2 separate regions of the Homo sapiens genome follow, and region 2 is linked to region 1. Evidence: chromatin contacts called from ENCODE Hi-C or POLR2A ChIA-PET data. All regions are on one chromosome and are shown on one strand. The core of a region is the stretch at or near the end of the contact, and the rest is flanking DNA. Distances in the headings are between cores, read along the strand shown. Region 1 overlaps PRTFDC1 (phosphoribosyl transferase domain containing 1). Region 2 overlaps APBB1IP (amyloid beta precursor protein binding family B member 1 interacting protein).

Region 1 (3,438 bases), core at 471-2,970:
AGAAATGATAAATATCTGAAGTGTTGGATATGCTAATTAGCCTTATCTGATCATTCCATAATGTAGAAACGTATCATAACATCGCATTGTACCTCATAAATATTGTATTAGTCCATTCTCATGTTGCTAATACCAACACATACCTGAGACTGGGTAATTTATAGAGGAAAGAGGCTTAATTGATTCACAGTTCCACAGGGCTAGGAAAGCCTCCGGAAACCTACAATCATGGTGGAAGGAGAAACAAACATGCCCTTCTTCACATGATGGCAGGAAGGAGAAGTGCAGAATGAAGCAGGGGGAAAAGACCCTTAATAAAACCATCATATTTCGTGAGAACTCACTCATCATCATGAGAACAGCATGAAGGTAACTGCCTCCATGATTCATTTACCTCCCACTGGGTCCCTCCCCATGACACATGGGAATTATGAGAACTACAGTTCAAGATGAGATTTGGTGGGGACACAGCCTAACCATATCAAATATATATAGTAATTGTTGGTCAATTAAAAATTTTAAAAAAACACGTTTGTACACTTGGAAGAAGTAGGACTTTCTTAAGTAACACTTGCTTGGTAACATAATCTATGACTTTTAGCACATTATTTAGTTATCTGATTTTTGTGGTTTTTGGTTTTAATCAATAGAATGAAGATGAAAATAGTAGAATTATTGTGAAATTTACTCTGATCTGACAGACTATAAATCTCACTGGTTACATTAAACTTTGTAGTTTAGTAGTTGTATTCAATTCTGTATAACCCAGTCCCTGGAAGTACTGAAATTTTATTTTTCCTGCTGCTATTAACAACATATTTAAGTCTAATGTGCAGAAATTCTTCCTGTGTTAATTCCTCTATTTCAGCATCTCTAGCAGTGACAAGAAAATTTTCTCCTTTGACATTTTTGACAAGTCCTTAACCACTGTCATGACTACTTGTGAATATCTGGTGATATATGAACAAAAACAGCAAAACATCTGTAAATTCAGAATATCCTTTGATTTTTCTCCTTTTGACATCAATTCCCATAAGAAGAAAATCACTGGTTTTATCTAACTTAGTGGACCACTTTCAGGATGAGCTAGTGTGTGAAGCCTCTCTCCTTGTCTGCCTGTGCCCCCTCCAACCATCCATGGTAAGGAGTGAATGCTTTACCAAGCAGAAGTAAAAATATATTTGGCCAGGCATAGTGGTGAGCACCTGCAGTCCCAGCTACTTGAGAGGTTGAGGCAGGAGGATCGCTTGAGCCCAGGAGTTTGAGGCAGCAGTGAACTATGATTGCACCACTGCTCTCCAGGCTAGGTGACAGAGTGAGACCATGTCTCTTAAAAAAAAAAAAAAAGGTAAAAAATTATAAGGTCTTTTTTTTTTTTCGTTTGAGCAGCAAGGTAAAAAGACAAAAGGTGTTTCATTGGCAAAACTGTCCTACTGGTGGTTTGGCTGTTTTTTCCCTTCCCAGATGACCAACTCCATAACAAAGTAACTGTACTTCTAGATAGAGACACAGTTACAAGTGAGAGAATCCAATTCAAACCAGCCCAAGAAAATTCCTAAGGGAATTGGCTTGAGTAGCTGGGAAGTCTGAGACTGGGTATAGCTTCAGGCCCAGCTGGTTGGCCTGCACTGCAAAGGCCTGGCCCTACCTGAACCATGTGGAATGGACTCCCCCCAGGAAGAGGGAGGGCCTCTTTAGGAGGAAAGGTGCTGAGCTAGCAAAAGTGACAGCTGTCCACAGCAGTAACTAAAGACGTTTCCTGGTTCAGCATGTAGCACATATGGTGCGTATATTGTTTTTTTCTCCCCAAGGTTATTGTTAGAATCAAGGGATTGCAACATCACAGCATTCTTGCTTGGTCATGAAGCAGACTGCCGGAATGTATCGGCTTTGGTTCCTTTAATGTGGGTCTGTAATGAGGCTGGGAGACAAGTGGCTGGTTCTGTTTCTTGTTTTGCCTCTGTGTCATTCTATCATGATGGTCACTATGTAACAATCCATTTTGTTTGTTTGTTTGTTTTGTGAGGTTTCATTAGGACAGGATAATATACCATACATAAACATGATGAAAGTAAATGATCATAAACTCTAACAGGATTTGAATGAAAAGTCTTCTAAATATGGCTCTGAGGCCAGGCATGGTGGCGCCTATCTGTAATCCCAGCACTTTGGGAGGCCAAGACAGGAGAATCACTTGGGCTCGGGAGTTCAAGACCAGTCTGGACAACATAGCAAGACTTTTTCTGTACTAAAAATAAAAATAAATTAAGAAAAAAATTAGCCAGGCACTGTGGTATGTGCCTGTCTGTAGTCTCAGCTACTTGGGAAGCCGAGACAGAAGGATTGCTTGAGCCTGGGAGATTGAGGCTGCAATGAGCTAGGATCACCCCACTGCACTTCAGCCTGGCCAAAAGTGAGACCCTGTCTCAAAAAAAAAAAAAAAAAAAAATATATATATATATATATACACACACACACATATATATATACACACACACGTGTGCACATATATTTGTATATATATATATATTTTGTGTATTATATATATTTTGTGTATATATATATATACACACACACACGTATAGTTCTGAGTGTCATATTCTTAGGACTGCAGAAATTGGCTGAGACCTCATCATTCATGTCAGAAGGTCTAAGTGCAATACTTCTTGATTCATGGCCTGTTAGAATTGCCCTGGATGTCAGATGAGGGGCTGGATCTCCAATGGCGGGGAGTAGAGGAGGCCTCCGGTCTCTCAGGGAATCAGAATCTGACTGTTCTCCACTGCAGATCTTTAATCAGAGCTTGGTGGCAAAGCTGACACATACTCAGTCCACCCCCAGCTAGGCAAAACACAGAAGCATGACTGTCTTCTCCAATTTTCTCTGCTCCAGGATAGGCTCAGACACCTTCCAGAGTGTTTTGTTTCATGTTAGATTTGTCTGTCCTCTCTCCTCTCTCCCACTCCCCCTGCACACCCAGCCTCTCCCTGCCAGCCATTAGAAAGCTTTGTCTCAAGGGCAGTAGCAGGAGCATGGCTCTTGGTAACCATAGGCAACCATGAATCCCTATTAGCTATTTGTGCTATATTTGTAAGGCACATTCCGGCCACTAACTGGGTAGACAGGAAAATGTGCTTTAAAGGTTTTCTTGTGCGGTAAAATTGTCTCCCTTTTTTTTCTTCTTTTTTGCAGAATGACCAGTCCATGGGTGAGATGCAGATAATCGGAGGCGATGATCTTTCAACGCTGGCTGGAAAGGTTTGTTCATGTAACTGTGCTCAGACCGCATTGAGGTCTGGGGGCATCGGTGACCTGCATTTCAGGTCAGCACTCACAGGACATTTCAGACATGCTCCCGGGTTTTCCAATTCATACAAATGGCTGCGTGAATCCTTTTAATGATCTCCCCTTTCTAAAACATTCTTTTTAGAATGCTTC
Region 2 (3,438 bases), core at 618-3,117, 1.6 Mb before region 1:
CTTGATGCCAGGGGCTTTTTTCTCAGTCTATGGTTGAGTGGTTTTCACATTCCTTTGAGGGTACTGAGTTCTTACAGTTTAATCACAAGGTCACCATAACTCCCACTTAGTTCTTTAAAATGTAGCATTTCCTCAAGGGTTGGTAAAAAGTCTTTACTAAAGATGATATCCAGCCTGGGCAACATAGTGAGATCTCGTCTCTATAAAAGAAAAAAAAAATTAGCTGGGTGTGGTGGCGTGCACCTGTAGTCCCTGCTACTTGGGAGGCTGAGGCCAGAGGATCACTTGAGCCCAAGAGGTTGAGGCTGCAGTGAACCGTGATTGTGCCACTGCACTCCAGCCTAAGCAACACAGTGAGACTCTGTCTCTCAAGAAAACCCCAAAATCAAACAAAGATAATACTTTATTAGTGAGTCTTTATAGAAGTAACCACAGGGAAATGGCTCAGCGCTGGTGGTTGTAGGATAGTAAACTTGGGGGTAAATTTCTCTATTGGTAAATATTTGGATACTATGAGCTTGATGTATGTCTAATCAATGTATTAAATTAACTGAACTCAAAAGAATATAGTCAGGAACAAGCTTTTTCTTTAACCCATCATTGTCACAATTATATCAGAACTATATAATGTTGCCAATCTTCAGGGTGTTGCGGGAAGTCAGGGACCCCGAATGGAGGGACCGGCTGAAGCCATGGCAGAAGAACTTAAATTGCGAAGATTTCATGGACGTTTATTAGTTCCCCAAATTAATACTTTTATAATTTCTTACGCCTGTCTTTACTGCAATCTCTGAACATAAATTGTGAAGATTTCATGGACATTTATCATTTCCCCAATCAATACTCTTGTGATTTCCCTGCCTGTCTTTAATCTTTTAATCCTGTCATCTTCATAAGCTAAAGATGTATGTCGCCTTAGGACCCTGTGATGATTGCGTTAACTGCACAAATTGTTCGTAAATCATGTGTGTTTAAACAATATGAAATCTGGGCACCTTGAAAAAAGAACAGGATTACAGTGATGTTCAGGGAACAAGGGAGATAACCATTAGGTCTGACTGCCTGGGAGCCGGGCAGGACAGAGCCATATTTCTCTTATTACCGAAAACGGGTAAGAGAAATATCACTGAATTCTTTCCCCAGTAAGGAATATTAATAATTAATAGCCCTGGGAAAAGAATGCATTCCCGGGGGGGCCTCTAAAATGGCCGCTCTGGGGGTGTCTGCCTTATGCAGTTGAAGATAACGGATGAAACATGCCCTGGCCTCCTGCAGCGCCCCCAGGGTTGCTAGGATTAGGAAATTCCAGCCTGGCGAATTCTAGTCAGACTGGTTCTCTGCTCTTGAACCCTGTTAAGATGTTTACCAATGACAATGCGTGCACAGCGGGGCATGGAACTTCATTAATAATTCTAGTTTCTCCCTGACCTTGTGACCTTGCCCTGCCCATTTGCCTTGTGATATTTTGTTGCCCTTGAAGCATGTGATCTCTGTGACCCACACCCTATTCATACACTCCCTCATCTTTGAAAATTGCTAATAAAAACTTGCTGGTTTTATGGCTTGGGGGTATCATGGAACCTGCCGACATGTGATGCCTCCCCTGGACACCCAGCTTTAAAATTTCTCTCTTTTGTACTCTTCCCTTTATTTCTCAGACCCGCCGTCACTTAGGGAAAATAGAAAAGAACCTACATTGAAATATCGGGGGCTGGTTCCCCCGATATCAGGGTTTTAAAAAAGACAGCTCCCTTGTCATATTACAATGAAATTCTGCAACTCTATTTTTGTTTTCCAATTTGCCAGTTAAAAAGGGAAGTTTACCTGAGTCAGAAGATCCATCTCTCCCAGCAAAGTGCTGAACATTTGGTCTATGTCTTCACTTGACTCACCCATCTGAAAAAGGAAGAAACTGAGATATTAGCAGTCTCATAAAAGCCTGATCCTAGGATACTCTTTGCATCCCTCTCTTTCCCCCAAGAGCCCCATCCATGGGCAGCTAAGTTGGGAGAGGACTATATTGAGAGGAAGGCTTATGTTAGCCTGAAATTTCATGCCTGGCTTCTATCCAATCTGCTTGATCCAAGATTGTGCCAAACGTTGGGAAATGCCTCAGAGCCACAGTTGAATTTTTCCAGGCTAAACTAGTCTTCTTGGCACCAAAGAAACAGGCTGGATCACGCCTGTAATCCCAGCACTAGGGGAAGCCGAGACAGGCAGATCACCTGAGGTCAGGAGTTTGAGACCAGCTTGAACAATATGGTGAAACCCCATCTCTACTAAAAATACAAAAATTACCTGGGTGTGGTGGCACGTGCCTGTAGTCCCAGCTACTCGGGAGGCTGAGGCAGGAAAATCGCTTGAACCCAGGAGGTGAAGGTTGCAGTGAGCCGAGATTGCGCCACTGCACTCCAGCCTGGGTGACAGAGTGAGACTCCGTCTCCAAAAAAAAAAAAAAAAAAACCTTACACAAAAATGATGTGAGGAGTGATTAAGCATATTTACCCAATAATTCCCTGCTTTCAAAAGATATTTCTGAAATAATAGTTTTTAGTACATTTATTTAGAAGTACTGGTGGACAAACCCTTAGAACTTAAATGGCAGCCCTGCCAAGTGAAAAGAGATAGAAAGAAAACTTTTTTTACATTTTAACCTTTCTTTGCCTAAACCAAATGAAGCAATTGCCCAAGAAGAGGAAAAGTTTGCGACAAAATAGGGTGGGACGCACTGTGAGTTGCAACTGGCTGCTCTGTTTCCTGACATTTTTGGCAAGGCTAAGTTGGGAAGTTAGGAGACATTACTAGTCCTTTGGCCACTTAACTAGCATTATGTAGTTTGGCAAAGGTAATCAATTGTTTCATCTGTAACATGAGGAATTTGCTGCAGACCATTTCTAACGGCATTTCTCTCTTTCTTTTCTTTTCTTTCTTTTTTTTTCTTTTTTTAGATGGAGTCTTGCTCTGTCCCCCAGGCTGGAGTGAGTGGTGCAATCTCAGCTCACTGCAGCCTCCGTCTCTCAGGTTAAAGCAATTCTCCTTCCTCAGCCTCCAGAGTAGCTGGGATGACAGGCACCCGCCACCATGCCCGGCTAATTTTTGTATTTTTAGTAGAGACGAGGTTTCATCATGTTGGCCAGGCTGGTCTCAAACTCCTGACCTCAGGTGATCCACTCGCCTCGACTTCCCAAAGTGCTGGGATTACAAGATTGAGCCATCTTGCTCAGCCTCTAAGGACATTTCAAAATGCTCTAAAACACTGTAATATTAATGCCAATTATAGCTCATACTGAGAAGTCTGGTGGGTGTAGGGAATCAGTATGTATTATTTAAGCCAAATCACAATATTTACTTGAATTTGTACATGCATGCATTTGTATCTCATTCTTTTTATATGGAAATTAAAAATATATAAAAAAGCAGAGAGAATAATGATTTTCA

Evidence for each region. Hi-C counts contacts between places; a loop is a spot of excess contacts on that map. ChIA-PET counts read pairs that join two places held with the same protein, here RNA polymerase II (POLR2A). Pooled maps may share reads with other maps.
Region 2: a loop to region 1 is called in a map of posterior vena cava, with 13 times the contacts of the local background. The contact joins two enhancer-like sites. A Hi-C loop is called at or near these places in 1 of 168 maps with a recorded cell type or tissue (posterior vena cava) and 1 of 50 pooled maps. POLR2A ChIA-PET finds 5 or more read pairs at or near these places in 1 of 52 experiments (CD4-positive, alpha-beta T cell).

Annotation. Positions count from the first base shown.
Region 1 is chr10:24,871,818-24,875,255 of GRCh38, reverse strand. It overlaps PRTFDC1 (phosphoribosyl transferase domain containing 1), which reads left to right. Exons shown (of 9, transcript NM_020200.7): 4 at 3,193-3,258. Among named protein-coding and RNA genes, the nearest start is that of PRTFDC1, 79 kb to the left of the region's middle. Within about 2 kb of position 1,720, at least 12 of the 41 ENCODE cell types and tissues checked have a DNase peak (open chromatin) inside an H3K27ac peak, as active enhancers do.
Region 2 is chr10:26,490,785-26,494,222 of GRCh38, reverse strand. It overlaps APBB1IP (amyloid beta precursor protein binding family B member 1 interacting protein), which reads right to left. Exons shown (of 15, transcript NM_019043.4): 3 at 1,825-1,896. The coding sequence starts at 1,896. Among named protein-coding and RNA genes, the nearest start is that of APBB1IP, 54 kb to the right of the region's middle. Within about 2 kb of position 1,867, at least 2 of the 41 ENCODE cell types and tissues checked have a DNase peak (open chromatin) inside an H3K27ac peak, as active enhancers do.